Regions from separate parts of the Homo sapiens genome. Here region 1 is linked to region 2. A link is an interaction called in ENCODE POLR2A ChIA-PET data of the cell type or tissue named here. Cell type or tissue: Panc1. All regions are shown on one strand. Each heading gives the region's core, and the rest is flanking DNA. Links, peaks and the distances in the headings are about the cores only. Region 1 has its middle 120 kb from the start of CDC7. Region 2 has its middle 17 kb from the start of TGFBR3.

Evidence for each region. Peaks named below come from ENCODE experiments on the same cell type or tissue, not always from the same donor. Only the 100,000 strongest peaks of a DNase experiment are listed, where the experiment ranks them.
Region 1: POLR2A ChIA-PET joins it to region 2 with 10 read pairs; 2 of 35 experiments call an interaction of 5 or more read pairs at or near these places.

What each region holds. Positions count from the first base shown.
Region 1 is chr1:91,613,186-91,623,325 of GRCh38, reverse strand. No RefSeq gene overlaps it. Among named protein-coding and RNA genes, the nearest start is that of CDC7, 120 kb to the right of the region's middle. In Panc1, for the core only: a CTCF peak has its summit at 5,421; no DNase peak of the experiment used is centred there; H3K27ac peaks cover 290 bases.
Region 2 is chr1:91,897,780-91,907,919 of GRCh38, reverse strand. It overlaps a transcript of TGFBR3 not described here. Among named protein-coding and RNA genes, the nearest start is that of TGFBR3, 17 kb to the right of the region's middle. RefSeq lists an enhancer at 1,256-1,756. In Panc1, for the core only: no CTCF peak of the experiment used is centred there; no DNase peak of the experiment used is centred there.

The sequences.
Region 1 (10,140 bases), core at 1,059-9,058, 280 kb after region 2:
GCCAGAATGTCAAGTGATCAAAGTCAATTCAATCTGCCCTCCAGGTACAAATGTACCAGGAGAGAGTTAAGAGCACTTTTCCTGAGAGATCTTGACAGTGAACAGGCAGAACTAATAGGCAGTTTGCCATGGTAGTTTCCTGGGACCACATTGATCTAAGAAGTACACATGGTCACTGAACTGTCAAGTTGAACTACACGCCCTGTGTGCTAGGCCAATCTTCTCGCCTGAGGGGTCTTACATTTTGAATGCTATGAATGCAAGGTAATCTCCCATTTGGATAAGGATGAAAGGCTTAGAGGATGTCCCCTTTGCCCTTCAATTGACCACAAAGAATAAAGGGTTTCTAGGCAGGATGAAAGAAGTAATCCAGGAAAGAAGCCAGGAAAATGATTCCAAAGGGGAGTATCAAGAAACTAGTTATTGGAGGGAATTAGCTCAGAGGCGAAATAGGCAGAACTTGGTGCCCATTGTAGGACAGTCTCTGTAGAAGAAGTCTGGATCATGTGAACGCATCAAGGGTGCCAGAGGGAGGGGTGCCAACTCTGCAGCCTTGGCGTGGGAGATCTTGCTAGAAATAGAAGTTGTAAATCTAATTCAGGGAAATCTGAATTGGGAAAGAAAATATACTTGCCCTGAAGAGCTGAGAGGAGGGGGAATGGTCCACTTTGCTCTTTTAGGAAAATGAGGTGGTGCCATGTACTTCCTGGGTCAAGGAAGGTCATGCACTCATAAAACAAAGAAAAGACAGACAAAAGTGAATACAGTGTTTGTAAGTTTAAAGAAGAAAATAATAATCACCATGCCCCAACGTGCAAAATCACCAGAAACAATTTAGTGAATTTTTTTTTTAGTTTTTTTCCTATGCGTTTACATAGTTGAGATAATATATGCTGATTTTTAAGTGCCATTTATATTCATAGGTCAAATAATTTAGGAAGAGGCACTTAATGATATGTATTGTCAGTCCCTAAGTGATTTATTATCTTTCATCATTAAAAAAAATTTCAGTGAGTTAGGTCATTTAACATGAGACTTAAAGATGCACAAAAGCCATTTCTCAAGTTCTTTAGCAATGAAAAAGTTCATTTATGTTATTCTACGCAATACTCCTTTTGTGGAGAGGGAGAGAAAAGAACAGTTGTTCAGTAATTTTCTTGGCACAGGATCTTCACTATGTAATAAGCTTAGCCATTGTTAGAAAAATCTGGACAAGAACAGCACCAGTTATTGTTATAAGTGACCATCAAATCAGGCAAGAGATTCCATATGAACTGTGGGTTAAAGGATATGGCTCAAGAAATGTTTCTTGGCACTGAAAGAGAGGTGGAAACAGTAGACTCTACTGCTTAGACTCTAGCGAGTGGAGGAATAGCTAAGTTAACACTGCAGCACTGTGTCACTTAGGATGCTTTTGGCTGTAAATGACAGAAAATTTGGACTCATTTGTATTAAATAATAAATACATCTAGTGTCACACTGCAGATCCAGGTTTGGTTAATTTAGCTAATCAACAATTTCAGCAATGACCCAGGTTCTTTTCATCTTCTGGCTTTGCCATCCTAGATATATTGGGGGGGTCCTCAAGCCAGCTCCCTTCATGGCTGTGAGATGATTGCAGCAGTTCCTGGACATGGCAGTGCAAGAGAAGATGAGCCTGTCTCCTGCTAGGTGTCTCTAGTTAAGAGTGAGAAAAATTTTCCCCCAAGTCTCCCCTACAGGCTTTCCTCATGTCTTATTGGCTGGGGTTATGTCACATGTGCATACCTAAACCAATCACAGACCGGGAGGTAGACCGGTCACAGTCCACTTGGTGTCTGGGTATGAGGCTACCTTCCTTTGATGCCCATGGTTATGTAAGGCGATGGAGATGAACAAAGTTGGGGTTGTGGTGGAAAGGAGGAAGGAGGGAAACATGTTAGCAAGCAACAATGTTTCTCACAAGGGGTAAGCTTAGTCTCTGAGTATACAATATCCCAGATATCACAGTCTACTGAATTCCAGAACATGGTTCCAAACTGAAGGAATTCCTGCTCTTCTGCATGAAGGTGTATGTTGTGTGTGCACCTGTGTGTGTGTTGTTGATTTTGATTCTTTTATCAGTTGGTTATTGTATGTCTTCAAATAATGTTTTCGAGAAGAGACCATAGACCAATCTATTTTCTGAGTCCTTGCCTATCTGAGCATGTCTTTCTGTTGCCTTCATTAATCAGTGACAACGTGGTTAGATAGAAAATTGAGATTCACAATCGTTTTCCATCAAAAATTTGTAGATTTGGCTCCATTGTTTTCTGGCAGTTAGCATTGCAGAGAAATCAGAGATTAGATTACTTTCTTCTCCTTTGTAAATAGCTTATTATTAACTTTTCAACCTGAGTACCTGAAGGATTCTTTTCTTCTTTCAATTTAAAAACGTGCTCAGGTTGGGAGGTTGAGGCGGGCAGACTACCTGAGGTCAGGAGTTCAAGACCAGCCGGGCCAACATGGCGAAACCCCATCTCTACTAAAAATACAAAAATTAGCCGGGTGTGATGGCTGGCACCTGTAATCCCAGCTACTTGAGAGGCTGAGGCAGGGAGAATTGCTTGAACCCGGGAGGCGGAGGTTGCAGTGAGCCCTGATCTCACCACTGCACTCCAGCCTGGGTGACAGAGCGATACTCCGTCTCAAAAGAAAAGGTCATTTTGAATCATGTTCTCTGTCTTCTGTGTCTACCATCTTCTCACACACCATTTACATTTCCTTGTTCTTTTCCTCTACACTATAGAACATCTCAAGTGTGATCTCCAGAATACTAATATACTTTTCTGAAAGGCTAATGCCACTCTTTCTTCATCTGAATGTGTAATTTATATTATTTAATAAGTGTATTATATTTTAGTTAATATTTATTTATATTCTTATTAAGCTCACCTATCTCTTGTTGCTCTTCATCTTACTTCATGTCTTTGCAACCGATTCTTTTCTTTCTTTGTGACTATTTGTACCTCTTTCACAGAAGTTTCTTCCATGCTTCTGAGGATATTACACAGTTTTCTAAAATGTGTTCTGGTTCCCCTGTAGGAGATCATTTTCAGAGGAATGTTTTTCATCTTGTCTTCTGCATAATTGTATTTGTGCTCCCAATGCCAGCTTTCTTTTTTTTTTTTTTTTTCCTGATTACTCATGTTTGAACGAGAAGAGAATGAGCTAGTCTCGGATTCACCCACAGACAGGGTGTGTAGATTTTATTTGGTTCTGTTGATTGGACACTTGGGTAATGATTGAATTTTCTCAGCTCTACAGCTGGAGAGCAGGTTGATGATAATGGATCTTGGCCCAATTTCGAGAATTTAGCTAACATTCCTATAATATAGCTCTGCTGTGCTGAATTCCTACCCCATTGTCTGATTCTGTGATACACTTCTATCCCCAGCTGTAGCATTTTATTTCTGGTGATTATTCCTAACAGAACGCAATGTATCCAGCACTCCCAGTCTGATACACTTCCAAGAATTGGTCTCCAAGTGGATGGCAAAAGATGGAGCTGATGAAACATATTTATATGAACTCAAAATGTAACACCATTATGGCAAAGGGATGGCCACCAGGTTTCTTGTGGTGTAGACTCTAGCTCTCTATGTAGGGGAGTAGAGCAGCTAGGAGGAGCGAAACCTCTTCCCACCTTCTTTTCCATGGTTAGAGAGCCTCTGTTTCTTGAGAAAAAGGCCAGGCTGATAGCCAGTTGCCACTTGGCAACAGAAAGCCAAGTGGCTTTCTGTTGGTCTTAGCTTTTGATGGTAGATGAGATTTTAATCTTTCTGTGCTTCATAAATACTTCAGAAGAAATTTAGGCATGTTTCTACCTGGGCAGTTAACCAAGTCCCATTTAAAATCAGAAATGGGCTGGGCATGGTGGCTCACGCCTGTAATCCCAGAAGGTGGGTGAATCGCTTGAGCCCAGGAGTTCAAGACCAGCCTGGGCAACATGGCGAAAACCTAGCTCTACAAAAAAATGAAAATAAAAATTGCTGGGCGTAGTGGTGGATGCCTGTAGTCCCAGCTATTCAGGAGGCTGAGGTGGGAGGATCACTTGAGCCCAGGAGTTCGAGGCTGCAGTGAGCCATGATCATGCCACTGCACTCCAGCCTAGGTGACAGAATGAGACCCTGTCTCAAAAAAAAAAAAAATCAAAAATGAAAATCAGTAGTTTTATAGATGGTCCAAACTGGATACACATCAATAATGTATCTGGCTGCTTAAAAAGAAAATGTCTATCTGGATATACAAGGTGGGCAATATTCTCATTGCCTTCTGAGTGGTTTCAGTTACAAGGCACTTTGGATCCATTTATGGCCCTTATTATTAACACAAATTTCAAAAGGGTCTTATTTGATGAATAAGAGCAAGTTCAAAGTTGGGTAAACAGGATACGAACAGTGTGTATATCATATTGAGGCAGTGAAGGTAGTTAATTTTGAAAAAGGTGGTTGTATGGAAAAGGGATTATATTTATTCTGATTTGTTCCAGAGAGCAGAGCAAGGATCACTTGGAGTAAGTTATAAAAAGGTAGGTTTGGCTTAACATTGGGTGATTAGCAGTGGAGTGGACACCTCATAGAAGGCAGTGATCTGCCTGGCTCCAGAAGAGACCGTGAAGATCCTGGCTGATAACCCATCAAGGAGGCTGTGGGAGAAATTCTGATACAGGGCAGAAAGTGGGTAATCCTGTGATCCATATTTTAATGAGCTTAGTTTCGGAGTTTTGCCCTTGCGGTTTCTGCCTCTTAGGTCAGATGAGTGACTTCCCTTTCAAGGAAAGCACGGAGCTGTGAGAACTCAGCTACTCCAAATATTGGGCTAGATTCAGACAAACGAGGACCTAGGTAAAGCAAGTTCCACTTTCCCCTTTGCTTTGTAGCTCCCAAGTCACAGTAGCAAAGGCTACTTTCTGCTAGACCATGACCAAGCTTCTGTCAGGAAAAGTGGGGAGTGGGCACAAACAGATGGTTTGTATGTCATCTCACTATAGTCCCCACTATAGCCCTGGGAGGTTGCTTTCCAGCCAAAGAATCTGAGACTAAATGTGGCCAGACAACTTGCCAAGAACAAGAAGACATTCATTTGTGGAGCCAGTGAAGGTTCCAGAATTTTGATGTAAGAAGAGCTTAGGGGCAACACATGGGTTGTATGAGTACCTGGAGATGGATGATGAAGCTTCATTTGCAGAGTATTTTCTAAAGATGCACTTATTCACATTTTATATTGTTGACAAATACAATGCAATTTTTATTTTGTATTTGGGGTGGCTTGCAGGGCGGACAGAGATGGGGATAGAGCCCCTCCATACCACCTCCAGCCACTCCTTGGCATCATAAGGTTGAGTCAAAATTTGGACCCTGTTCTGATTTCAAATCTCAGTCTGATCTCATAATAAGCAGAGCAGAAAGACCTCTGAAAATATTACTGGGGACTTTTTTTGTTTTGTTTTCTTTTTGTGCTTCATTTAAACTAATGTAACTAAATTAGACAGGAGAAAGCAGACCGCATGGTTTAGCCTATTTTCCTGAAGACTTCCCCAAATACAGAAAATCTGCTTGGAGGCTGGCCTGTGTTCACTCCTGCTCTGAGCTGGCTCTAGCCCTCTGCTGGCCCCTTCTCCCGACCTGCAGGTGCTGCTGCTTATTGCAACATAGGCAGGAGGGACACCTGCTGCTTCCCAGTGGGGACGCCGCAGTCAGTCTGGTTCAAGGCTGGAACTCTTTTTTTCTTTCTTCTTACAAATAAAAATACCTCTTCTGTTTGTTCTATTGGACTTTACCGTCCCAGATGTGTCAGAAATTAGTTCTTGCAAAGCAGCCCAACCAAGGGGCTCTTCCACTGCATTACATAATGGCAGGGTTCACGTCACTTTTCCATTGGTTTTGGACTGTGCTGCATAGTCCTTTGGGGGATGTTCTGAAGTTCAGGCTCCTTCAGAGCCAGGAGGGGAAAGCCCAACAGCAAAACAAGTGGAAAGAAAGACAATATTGGTCACATGGCCTTGGGTGTTTGAAATGCCTGCCCATAGTTGTCTCTTGTTTCTGGAAGGTTGTGAATGATCTTATTAATGCTAGGTCTAATGTTTTTTCCTCTATATCAATCCTCCTTCCCCCATCTTTGATAGTTAATTTCTACTCAAGGCTGCTCCTCCCTTGACTTCCAGAATAGTGCACCTTTGGAGTTCTTCTATTTCTCTAACTGCCCCATCTTATTTCCGTAACGTAATATCTTGCTTGTCTATCCTCTTTGCCGTACTATTCACCTTCAACCTGGCATTCTTCAAGAGTTCTTGTTGTAGGCTGACCTTTAGTCACAAGTAGATTCAAAAATGATAAAGGCCCAACCACAAAAGAAGTCTATTTCTCAATCATGTATTAGTCCACAGTGGTTTTCCCATTTGCAGGTGGCTTTCTTACTCAGGAAAGGTTCCTTACTCAGAATCCATAACTTAGAATCCATTCTATGGCTCCACCATCCCCCTAGACTCTAAGGCCTCCTTGTTACCTGCATCCAGGAGAAAAAGAGAATAGGGAAAGCACATCTGCTTTAAGACCCTGGCCTGGAAGTGACACACATCAATTCTGCTCATTCTCCATAGGAAAGAACTAGTCACATGGTCACTTCTAGATGCCAGAGGAGCTGGAAAATATAGTTTATGGCTGGGGACCCCCTTCCCTAGTAACAACTCTATTTTATTGTAAGGGAAATGGATGTGGAAGCCAGCTTTGCCATGGCCCTTGAGTTTTCTCACAAGACTATGGCTCTTGGTGAGCTCATCCATTCTTGTAGTTTGTATCTTTACCTCAGCATTAATGACTCCTAAATTTCTGTTTCTAGTATCAACATCACACTGATGTCTAGTCTTGTATCTCCAGCTGCCTCCTAAACAGCAACTTCTCTCTCTTCAAACTCAATATCTTTCCTCATCCAGAATGGGCTCTTACACTTGTCTTCCCCATTTCTGGCAGTGAATCACTATTCATCTGACATCATCTAGATTTCTCCCCATGCTGGGTGCGGTGGCTGATGCCTGTAATCCTAGCACTTTGGGAGGCTGAGGCCAGAGGATCACTTGAGCCCAGGAATTTGAGATCAGCCTGGGCAACAGAGTGGGATCTGGTCTCTACAAATAATTTAAAAATTAGCTGGGTGTGGTGGTGCACACTTGTGATCCCAGCTACTTAGGAGGCTGAGGTGGGAGGATCACCTGAGCCCAGGAGGCAGAGGTTGCAGTGAGCAGTGATCACACCACTGCACTCCAGCCTGGGCGACAGAGTGAGACCCTGTCTCAAAAAAAAAAAAAAAGAAAAAAATAATTGGCCAGGTGTGTTGGCTCACGCCTATAACCCCAGCACTATGGGAGGCCGAGGCAGGAGAACTGCTTGAGCCCAGGAGTCAGAGAGCAGCCCTGGGCAACAGCGAGATCTCGTCTCTACAAATAATTTAGAAATTAGCCAGGTGTGTGGTGCGTGCCTGTGGTCCCAGCTATTCAGGTGGCTGAGGTGGGAGGATCACCTAAGCCCAGAAGGTTGAGGCTGCAGTAAGCTATTATCACACCACTGCACTCCAGCCTGGGTGATAGAGTGAGGCCCCGGGTGACAGAGTGAGGCCCTGTCTCAAAAATAAAAAATAAAAAAAAAATAGAGAGAAATTGCTTCTAGGCCACATATCCAGTGCATTTCTGGAGCCTCACTAATTTATTTATTTTCCTGACTCCACTCTTCCTCTTCTCTGATCTATATGAATGCTTTTGACAGACTAATCTTTCTAGAACACTTGTATTATATCACTGTCAAGAAATTCTCCTTAAGAACCTACAATCTTTGTTGCCACTTTGGAAATGTGAAATAGTTTTAAATAGTAACAGCCTATACATAAGACAGCTTGTTAGGCAAGACAGTAATTTTTTAATCTTAAGAGTAAGTCTAGGTCAATGCGATGAGCTATAATAAGCAACAGACAGGCCGGGCACAGTGGCTCACGCCTGTAATCCCAGCACTTTGGGAGGCCGAGGCGGGCGGATCATGAGGTTGGGAGATTGAGACCAGCCTGGCCAACATGGTGAAACCCCGCCTCTACTAAAAATACAAAAATTAGCTAGGTGTGGTGGCACATGCCTGAAATCCCAGCTACTCGGGAAGCTGAGGCAGGAGAATCACTTGAACCAGGGAGTCGGAGGTTGCAGTGAGCCAAGATTGCACCACAGCACTCCAGCCTGGCGATAGAGTGAGATTCCGTCTCAAAAAAAAAAAAAAGTAACAGACAAGGGAGTGAGGAATCATCATTCTAGCCTACCCTCTACATCTAACCAAATCTGTGAGCCTCAGTTGTTTATTTTGTAAAATGAAGAAGGTAGCTCTTTCCTGTGTGAAATCTGTGGGCTAGAACAGGACATCTCTTTTAGTTTCTTCCAGTTCTAAGGATGATGACTTTAAAAGGCAAACTCTAAGATGGGAGGATTGCTTGAGGACAGGAGTTTGAGACCCCATCTCCACAAAAAATAAAAACAAAAATTAGTCAGACGTGGTGGCATGCGCCTGTAGTCCCAGCTTCTCAGGAAGCTGAAGCGGTAGGATCGCTTGAGTCCTGGAGTTTGAAGTTACAGTGAGCTATGTTGGTGCCACTGTACTCCAGCCTGGGCAACAGAGTGCGATCCTGTCTTTAAAACAAAACAAAACAAAACAAAACAAAACGAAAACAAAAACAGAAAAACCTCCCCTGCCTGTTTTTTAAGACCGTCTATAATTTAATTCCCCCCACCAACCTGGTCATTTAACCCCCCTAATGCTTGCTTCTCTCCATTGAGTTATTTTCTCTCTGCATCCTCGATGAGGCTGAGTGTCATCTGACCCTGTGCGTATGCTGCTCCCTTCCTCTCTGCCCATCTAAGCACCGTGGCGACTGGTAAGGGGCAGCCTGAGCTGCCTTGGAGAATTTGAAGTATTTTGAAGGACTCACCTGGTTCTGCCACATAGAAGCCCAGTGAATTTAGTAATGTGGAGATGACACAGAGCCCCTCAGTGGGGCAGATGTGAAGATTAAGCAAGATAACACTTGGAAATATTGCTTTGTAAAATGCCATCACCACATCATTTAGTCCTATAATTACTTCATGAGTTATAATAGTTTTGTTTCCCCAGTTAGCTGGCTGGCTGGATTAACTGGTAATTGATTGAGTCAGTCAACAATCTTCACATAAGGTAAAGAATCATATGAAGTTGCTGATGTTTGACTGCTTTTGATCTATTAAAAAAAAACCCAGCAATTTGCATGCAAAGCCATGTAAAGTACTGTAAAAATACTTGCTATTCTTTCCACTCAACTTGATCAAATCCTCCAAGGCAGAGGAAGCTAAGGTCTGAGAGTGAGAGTTTAAATCACCTCACTGATGGGAGGTAAAGGCCACATTTTCTTTCAGCAGTATTTGCAGTGATTTGAGGGGAAAACCTACACCCAGAGGAGTGGCACATTCTAAACAATGACCACACCCTTTGGGAAGGCTGGTCCCTGGGGGATGGGAGTGACAGAGCAGCATGTGGCTCCAAGCTGGTATGAGGCACTGAAGAGTTGGAATTCTATCTGTATCTCAGCCTGTGATTTCATCCGCATCACCCAGAAGACTCCTAGTATTTAGAAGGATAGATCTGAGACTAAGGTTTTGGGCCTCCTTACTTCAACTTTCTTTTTTTTTTTTCTTTGGAAATGGAGTTTCACTCTTGTTGCCCGGGCTGAGTGCAGTGGTGCCATCTTGGCTCATTGCAACCTCCGCCTCATGGGTTCAAGTGATTCTTCTGCCTCAGCCTCCTGAGTACCTGGGATTACAGGTGCATGCCACCATACTGGGCTAATTTTTTTGTATTTTTGGTAGAGATGTTGTTTCACCACGTTGGCCAGGCTGGTCTCAAACTCCTGACCTCAAGTGATCCTCCTGCCTTGGCCTCCCAAAGTGCTGGGATTACAGGTGTGAGCCACCATGTCTGGCCTCTTTTTTTGTCTGTTTTTTTTTTTTTTTAGATGATCTTGCTCTGTTGTCAAGACTGGAGTGCAGTGGCATCATCATGGCTCACTGCAAACTTGATCTTCCATGCTCAAGTGATCCTCCTACCTCAGCCTTCTGAG
Region 2 (10,140 bases), core at 1,488-9,487:
TTAGTAGAGATGGGGGTTTCTCCATGTTGGTTAGGCTGGTCTCAAACTCCTGACCTCAGGTGATCCACCCGTCTCGGCCTCCCAAAGTGCTGGGATTACAGGTGAGCCACCGCACCTGGCACAAATGTATATTTTAATAGAGTCAAGATGGCCATGCTGAAGTCTTTGTTTTTGGGTAATCCAACCCAAACTATCTGCTGTGGGCATCTATTTTTTTTTTTTTTTTTGAGACGGAGTCTCACTCTGTCACCCAGGCTGGAGTGCAATGGCGTGATCTAGGCTCACTGCAACCTCCACCTCCTGGGTTCAAGCGATTCTCCAGCCTCAGCCTCCTGAGTAGCTGGGACTACAGGCATGTGCCATCATACCCGGCTAATTTTGTATTTTTAGTAGAGACGGGGTTTCACCATGTTGGTCAGACTGGTCTCAAACTCCCGTCCTCAGGTGATCTGCCCACCTCAGCTTCCTAAAGTGCTGGGATTACAGGTGTGAACCACTGTGCCCAGCCGGGCATCTATTGTTTTTTCTGCACACTCTACCATACCTCTTAAAAAATTTTTTAAAAATTTTTATTGTTTGTGGGTACATAGTAGGTATATATATTTATGGCATACATGAGATATTTTGATACAGGCATGTAGTGTGTAATTATCACATCATGGTAAATGTGGTATCCATCGCCTCAAGCATTTATCCTTTGTGTTACAAACAATCCAATTATACTCTGTTTTTTAAAAAAATGTACAATGAAATTATTATTGACTTTAGTCATACTGTTGTGCTATTAGATACTAGATATTATTCGTTCTAACTGGAATAATATATTTTTTAAACAGTAAAGAATGAGATAAAAAAGTGAAAGAGAAAGAGAAAGGTACTGTATTCCTGGGTAAATATACATGCTCCCTTTGCTTTCCCTGTTTCATTGACAGCCATGCACACTTACGTTTATATTCCTCATTATTTGATAATCTTCCCCATTAGAGAAATAGGAAAGGCTCTAGAACACATGAACACACTTATACAGCCTTTATGATATCCAAATTTATCCATTTTACGCCAAAAAAAAAAAGTACTTTCAGTAGTGCCTCCCATGTATCTTTCAAAAGGTACATAGCTCTGGGTGCACAAAAAAATTAACACAATTCCCTATACAAAAGGGACTGCTCAGAGCTAATAACAGCTAAAGAAGAGAGGACGCCAATTGCAGGTACAGGCACATCTCTTCGAACCCTCCCCTAAAACAAATGAAGGACAGAAGAAAACAGAAAACTGGTTAATTCAATTATTACTCTGCGGAAACTTAGGGATAGTGCAAATAAAGCTCTGAAATTAGACTTTACTGAGCCCTGCCTCTTGGGCATCCCCCAAGAAGTGTCCGCGACCCCCCAGAAACCTCAGGGACACCCTCCTAGACACCCCGCCCCACCAGCCTCACAGGGATGAACCTCCCTACCATTCTTTGAACCCCCCTACCATTCCTTTTTGTCTGGAATCAGATCTTGATTTCCTTTTGGGGAATCGCCCCTCCCCTGGCCATGTGGTTCTCGCGAGATGAGCACAGTGCCCCACCTACTCTGAACTAAGAATCTTGTTTTTTTGAGACGGAGTCTCACCCTGTCGCCCGGGCTGGAGTGCAGTGGCGCGATCGCAACCTCCGCTTCCCGGGTTCAAGGGATTCTCCTGCCTCAGCCTCCTGAGTAGCTGGGACTACAGGCGCACGCCACTACACCCGGCCAATTTTTGTATTTATTTATTTTATTTTATTTTATTTTTTAGTAGAGACGGGGTTTCACCATGTTGGCCAGAACAGTCTCGATCTCCTAACCTCGTGATCCACCCGCCTCGGGCTCCCAAAGTGTTGAGATTACAGGCGTGAGCCACCGCGCCCGTCCAGAATTATCTTTAAAATTTATTTCTTTAAGATTTGTAGCTACTAAGAAAGAAAGGAGCTTTTTTTCCTTGGGCCTTCAAACTGAAAGAACCGCATGAGCCTGAAGCTGCGCATGGTCTTAACATCAGGCTGTGCAGGAAGAAGCTATCTGCAGATGGATGCCAGCACACACAAGGAAGCAGAGCTCTGGCAACATTGAGGTCAGTACCTTCTTTTTTGCTTAAGCTAATATTAATTGAATTTCCATCATTTGCAACCAAAAGTGCTTTGATACTGCTTTTCATCTAGGGGTAAGAATGATCAACTTGGTGCAAGCAAAAGTAACTGGTTGGCCAGGCGCGGTGGCTCGCGCCTGTAATCCCAGCACTTTGGGAGGCCGAGGCGGGTGGATCAGCGAAACCCCGTCTCTACTAAAAATACAAAAAATTAGCTTTGCGTGCTGGTGGGCGCCTGTAATCCCAGCCACTTGGGAGGCTGAGGCACGAGAATCGCTTGAACCTGGGAGGCCGACGTTGCAGTGAGCCGAGGTCGTGCCACTGCACTTCAGCCTGGGCAACAGAGTGAGACTCTTACCTCAAAAAAACAAAAACAAAAACAAAAAGTAACTGGTCAACGGTTGTGAGTAATAGAAAACTTATCACAATCTCTTTTGGATAACTGGTAAATTTTTATTGGTTTGGCATGCTAAATTTAGAAAGCTCAAATAACTAGCATTTTTCTGTACCCTAGAGAAAAGTGTTAAATAAGCCAACTGATCCTGAGGATTATTCAAAGATGTAATTCCAGGTTATGTCAGAGTGTCAGTGTGGATTCAACTTAATCACCTACATTTCCAACATTAATAGGATTATTCTGTAGAAACTGATGCCAAGAGAAATGATCCTGAGTTCTGTACTAATAATAGCTACAACATATTGACATATTTTGTGCCAAGAAGTGTGCTAAGCCTATCATTATTTATATTTAATTCGCCCAGAAATCCTAAAAGGTAGGTGTGATTGTTCCTTTTTTACAGGTAAAGAATCTGGCCAGGCATGGTGGCTCATGCCTGTAATCCCAGCATTTTGGGAGACCAAAGCGGGCGGATCACGAGGTTAGGAGTTCAAGACCAGCCTGGCCACCATGGTGAAACTCTATCTCTATTAAAAATACAAAAATTAGGCCGGGCGCGGTGGCTCATGCCTATAGTCCCAGCACTTTGGGAGGCCGAGGTGGGCGGATCACCTGAGGTCAGGAGTTCGAGACCAGCCTGGCCAACATGACAAAACCCTGTCTCTACTAAAAAGTACAAATATTAGCCAGGCATGGCAGTGGGGGCCTGTAATCCCAGCTACTCAGGAGGCTGAGGCAGGAGAATTGCTTGAACTCAGGAGGCAGAGGATGCAGTGAGCCGAGATTGCACCACTGCACTCTAGCCTGGGTGACAAGAGTGAGACTCCACCTCAAAAAAAAAAAAAAAAAATCAGCTGCATGTGGTGGCACGCGTCTGTAATCCCAGCTACCTGGGAGGCTGAGGCAGGAGAATTGCTTGAACCCGGGAGGCAGAGGTTGCAGTGAGCTGAGATCCCACCATTGCATTCCAGTCTGGGCGACAGAGCAAGAAAAAAAAAAAAAGAATTTTAGGTTTAGTAATGTGCTCAAGCATGGGCTTTGAAATTAGAAAGACAACTGACAAGTAGTAGAACCCAAATCTAAGCCCTCATGTTGATATTTCTAAAAAAAAAAAAAAAAAAAAAATCCAAGCCCTGATCTTTCTAATTTCAAACCCATGCTTTTAACCACTGTGCTCTCTATAAGTTTCCAAAGTAAGTTTTTGAGTTAGCAGGGTTTTACTATAGTTTTTTGAGACAGTGTTGCTCTGTTGCCCAGGTTGGAGTGCAGTGGCACGATCTCGGCTCACTGCAGCCTCTGCCTCCTGGGTTCAAGCGATTCTTGTGTCTCAGCCTCCCGAGTAGCTGGGATTACAGATTATAGGAACGCGCCACCAGGCCTGGCTAATTTTTTTTGTATTTTTAGTAGAGATAGGGTTTCACTGTGTTGCCCAGGCTGGTCTCGAACTCCTGAGCTCAGGCAGTCTGCCCGCCTAGGCCTCCCAAAGTGCTAGGATTATAGGCGTGAGCCACCATGCCTGGCCAGTTTTACTAAGTTTTAATGTTAGATGTGTTAGATTGATTCTTTAAATTTGCCAACCATATGTAGCTAGCAGTTCATAAGAATTCATTCAAATATCATTTTTTCAACATATTTTGAATACATATGTAGCTTATTCCTGCTATGAGCCAGGAATAAGAATGTCTAATTGACATGGAGATCTTATTTCAAAACTCTTTTTTTTAGACAGGCTGACTGCAGCCTCGAACTCCTAAGCTCAAACGATCCTCTCACCTCAGCCTCCCAAGTACCTGCAGAGACTACCATGCCCGGCTAATTTTTAAATTTTTTTTTAGAGAGATAGGGGTCTCAGTATGTTGCCTGGGCTGGTCTTGAACTTCTGGGCTCAAGCAATCCTCCCACTTTGACTTCCCAGTGCTGAGACTATAGGTGTGAGCCAATACACCTAGCCTGTCAAAATTCTTATAGATAATCAGAATTTGCCATCAACAATCATTATCTGAATGATAAATTCTTTCTCTTATGAGACAGAGGTCCAGACTGGCAATTTTTTTTTTTTTTTTTTTTTTTTTTTTGAGGCAGAATCTCACTCTGTCTCCCAGGCTGAAGTGCAGTGGTGTGATCTTGGCTCACTGCAACCTCTGCCTCCCAGGTTCAAGCAATTCTCATGCCTCAGCCTCCTGAGTAGCTGGGATTACAGGCACACACTACCACGCCTGGCTAATTTTTGTATTTTTAGTAGAGACAGGGTTTCGCCATGTTGGTCAGGCCGGTCTCAAACTCCCAACCTCAGGTGATCACCACCCCCACCATCTCGGCCTGCCAAAGTGCTGGGATTACAGGCTTGAGCCACCATGCCCGGCCTCAATTTTTTTTTTTTTTTTTTAAGTGAGGTGCTAGAAGACTGTTACCAGAACTTGGGAGTCACTCCTTTTTCAAAAAATACACAAAACCCAGTGGTTTTAGAAGATCTGGAGGGCATCCCTGCCCATCTCATGAGATCCTCAGCATTGCAGGCAGGGAAAAGGGGTTGGAGAGCCTGGCACTGCCCCTGTCCACAGCTGTCTCCTTTCCTAAACTAAGTCTCTGATGCGAACTCTACTCCTGACCTCCATCATCCGTGTGTGAAATGCCTTGTTTTCATGTTGACTCTTCAGTGCTGGGTGCTGAATTAGCATCCTGTGTTTGTTTTAGCTTCTTATACAGGGACCAAGTCTGGAATGTAATTAATTGAGCCCTTATTTGAAATAAATGTGTTCTGGGTGTTCAGAGACCTAAAAAGATGTGAGAAAAAAAAAAGAAAGAAAAGAAAAAAAAAATAAACTGCACTTGGCTGGGTGTGGTGGCTCATGCCTATAATCCCAGCACTTTGGGAGGCCGAGGTAGGAAGATCACTTGAGCCCAGGAGTTTGAGACCAGCCTGGGCAAAATGGCAAGACCCTGTCTCTACAAAAATTAAAAAAAATTAGCCAGGTGTGTTTGTGTTTGTATGCGTCTGTCATCTCAGCTACGGAGGCTAAGGTGGGAGGATTGCTTGAGTCCGAGAGTTTGAGGCTGCAGTGAGCTATGATCATGCCACTGTACTCCAGCCTGAGTGACAGAGTGAGACCCTGTCACACACACACACACACACACACACACAAAAGAAAAGGAAAGAAACTGCACGTCTTCAAACAGAACTATGTTCTCTAATGGAGGAGTGAAAAGAAGTAGGGATTTGGAAAGAGAGCACCTAACTTTGAATTTCAGCTAACCATTTATTAAACATATGTCTTTGGGCAGATGTTTGTACCTCAGTTTTCCAATAATATTTAACTTATAAGGATGTAGGGGCAATTAAATACTGTGCATGCTAGTATTATGTAAGTTTTAAAACAAAAATTATTATAAATTAATGGAGCCTACTGATTTTGATAGGAAAATCTATAAATTCCTTGAGTATCAGTGAACACATACCGTTTTTTTTTTTTTCTTTTGGTGGGGTGGGGGAGGGTCAGGGCCTTGCTTTGTTGCTCTGTTGCCCAGGCTGGAGTGGTGCAGTGGCGTGTTTATAGCTCACTGCAGCCTCAAACTCCTGGACTCAAGTGATCCTCCCACCTCAGCCTCTGGAGTAGCTGGGACTAGAGGTATATGCTACCATGTCTGGCTAACTTTTTTTTTTTTTTAAGCACCAGGTCTTGCTATGTTGTCCAGGCTGGTCTTTAACCCAGGTCTCAAGCTATCCTCCCACCTCTGTCTCCCAAAGTGCTGGGATTACAGGCATGAGCCTGGCCCACAACGTTTATTCTAATGTTTATTTCCATAAAATTTCAAGAACAGTTGAAAAAGTTAGTTTGATGTCTTTAAACATGTTATAATATATAATAGTATACAATAACATTTGTAATATGAGAATGTACAATGCTATTATTTAAACAAAAAGCTGAATAAAAACAGATGTAAATCCTTGTCAGCTTAATCACATAAATAATCAGCCTATTGCATAGAGATTGCCTTGTTTCACTATAATCTTTGGATGTAGTTTCCATTCATTGCATATTTTCAGATATTACTTCTGACTATCCTTTTCTTCCATGCTGGAGAAGCTACTTCTTTTTCTTTGGATATTATTTGTATGTGTTCCAACTAACCAAGTATTTGGACTGATGAAGAGTTGTTATATATTTTTCAGAGGATAAGACCCAATAAAAATACACCTAACAAAAAGTATATATGATTATTTTAAAAACAAACAAAACCCACAGAAAATAACAAGTGTTGGTGAGGATGAGGACATGGAGGCACTGGAACCCTTGTAAAGTGTTAGTGGGAATGTAAAATGGTGCAGCTGCTATGGAAAATGGCATACAGAGCTCTTAAAAAATTTAAAATAGAATTACCATATGAGAAGCCACATTCAGTGGTGTATGCCTATAGTCCCAGGTATTCCAGAGGCTGAGGCAGAAGGATCATCCGAGCCCAGAAGTTTGAGGCCAGCCTGAGCAACATGACAAGACCTTATCTCAAATAAAACAAAACCAAACCCAATAACTTTTTTTCATGTCTCTTGAATTTGCTTTTTCAAGATAGGCACCACTGGGGAAATATCCAGAGAGTGGGGCAATCACAGTTTTAGTCTTTGATACTTTGAGACACTGTAAAGTGATATGATGATTCAGCTTTGCTGTCATCCCAACTATTTTCCAGAGAGTATTAATGTTGGACCACCTTGTGGATTATGCAAGACTGTCAGTGTTGCCTTTGGCACTAACAGAAAAGAGTGAGTCAAGAATATATATTGCAAGGTAGAAATGGTCAAGATGTGGAGTTTCTTGTATGTGATACTTTTCTATTTTGTTTTATAAGAAAAAACTAGCTATTTCATTAGGAAATTACAGTTTGCATATTTAGAATTTTCATTAGTAGTGATTTTAAGTGTTACTGTTGTTAAAACGGTGAGTTTGTTAGTTTAGAAACGGTTCATCTAACAGCTAACAACTTAGATTTAAATAATTAAGTTTGGCTGGGCGTGGTGATTCACACCTGTAATCCCAGCACTTTGGGAGGCTGAGGCAGGCAGATCACCCGAGGTCTGGAGTTTGAGACAAGCCTGGCCAACATGGTGAAACCCTGTCTCTGCTAAAAATACAAAAATTAGCCAGGTGTGGTGGCACACGCCTGTAGTCCCAGGTACTCGGGAGGCTGAGGTGGGAGAATCTCTAAACCTGGGAGGTGGAGGTTGCAGTCAGCTGAGATTGCACCACTGCACTCCAACCTGGGCAACAGAGTGAGACTCCATCTCAAAATAAAATAAAATGATGTAAAATAAGTAAGTTTAATATGAATGGAGAGGGATATCTAGGAGTATATTTCAGAATCTTTTTTTTTTAACTACTCCAAATATCTATGCACAAAATTCAAGTCAACTGTGCAAGAAAAGTCAAAGAAGTTTCTTTTTGTTTTGTTTTGTTTTTAGAGACAGGTCTCACTATGCTGCCCAGGCTGGAGTGCAGTGGTTATTCACAGGTACCATCATAGCACACTATAGTCTTCAACTCCTGGCTAAAGTGGTTCTCCTGCCTCAGCCTCCTGAGTAGCTGTGACTACAAGTGCCCACTGTGCCCAGCCAAAGCAGTTTCTTGGTATTTCAGGAGTTCTTGTATAAATGTTAATTTTCAGCCAAAAACTCAAGTTTGCTACAACTATACTCAATTAATGTTCTTTGTTTTATTTGTAGTCAAAGCAAGGACACAACATCAGAGGGACGGCAGAGAATCCTTGTGTGTAGATCTTTGGTGGTGAGTACCTGGGAAAAGTCACCTAAGTCAAGATGTCAGCATAAAAAGCATTTTATTTTGAGCCTGAAAAGTGGAATGAGCCATCTATCTAAGTGCTTACATGGCATAATGTGATTAGTAGAAAGGTTTTTTTGTGACTCTCTTACTCTGTTGCCCAGGCTGGAGTGCAGTGGTGTGATAACAGATCACTGCAGCCTCAACCTCCTCGGCTCAAGTGATCCTCCCACCTCAGCCTCCTGAGTAGGTGGGACTACCAGTGCACGCCACCATACGTGGCTAATTTTTAAATTTTTTGTAGAGACAGGATCTCACTATGTTGCTGAATTCCTGGGCTCAAGTGATCCTTCCGCCTAAGCTTTCCAAAGTGCAGGGGTTATAGCATAAACCATGGCACCCAGCTGACATTTTGATAGATGTATACATTGTGGAATAATTAAATCAAGCTAATTAATATATTTGTCACCTCACATTCTTATTTTGGGGGTAAGAACATTTGAAATTTACTCTCAACAATTTTGAAATTATAATACATTATTAACCATAGTCACCAAGCTGTACAATAGATCTGTCTCCATTCTTCCCTTTACATTTATGATTTGCTCTGTCTAGAAACTGAATAAGTATCACAAGGAGGAAAATTGAGTGGTTAACAAACATACATGAAACCACGTTCAACTTTACTTTCCCACCTTTAAGGCAACTTATAAACAAAAATTGTAATAGTATAGTAATGCAAGGGATATATAGCAGCTAAGAGAAATGAACTAAATCTACATATACACAACACAGATGGGTTTTAAAATCATTGTAATTATTACAGGCATGAGCCACGATGCCCGGCTGTAATATTTTATTTCTTATAGGAAAGATAACAAATTTGTCAAAATGTTAACAATGATCAGCCAGACGTGTTCGCTCACACCTGTAATCCCAGCACTTTGGGAGGCCAAGGCGGGTGGATCACGAGGTCAGGAGATCGAGACCATCCTGCTAACACGGTGAAACCCCGTCTCTACTAAAAATAAAAAAAAAATTAGCTGGGCGTGGTGGCGGGCGCCTGTGGTCCCAGCTACTCAGGAGGCTGAGGCAGGAGAATGGCGTGAACCCGGGAGGCGGAGCTTGCAGTGAGCCGAGATCGCGCCACTGCACTCCAGCCTCGGTGACAGAGCGAGACTCCATCTCAAAAAAAACAGAAAAACCAAAAAAAACATACTGTTGAATGAAAAGCAAGTTACAGATTATGTACTGCTTATGTAACGTTTTTATTTATTTGTTTTGTTTTTCTCCTTGGTGGGCATTGGAAAATGGAACATTCTTAAATGGACACATTCATACTAATAGCATCTTCATGTTCTGTCTTTTTAAATGCACACACACAGACACACACATATGCGGAAGAAAGGGACACACTGGAAGGATACACTCTAAATTCCTGAAAGTGGTTACCTCTGAAGAGACTGGGAGAGTAATTGATTTGGACTGGGGTTGAGGGGAGTGCAAGGGGGCTTCAATTGTATCTGTAATTTTTTTTCTTTTTTTCCTGTACTTTCTAGGGGTGACTAATGTAATGTTTTATTTCTTTTTTTTTTTTTAAATTGAAAACATTTTTTAATGGAGACTGAGGTCTTGCTATATTGCCCAGGCTGGTCTTGAATTCCTGGGCTCAAGCAATCTTCCTGCCTCGGGCTCCCAAAGTCCTGGGATTACAGCCATGAGCCATGATGCCCGGCTGTAATATTTTATTTCTTATAGGAAAGACAAAAAATTTGTCAAAATGTTAACAATGATCAGTTTTGGATGTTGACTCATGAGTGTTTGTTATATTCTTTGCATTTTTCTGTCTTTTGAAGATTTCTT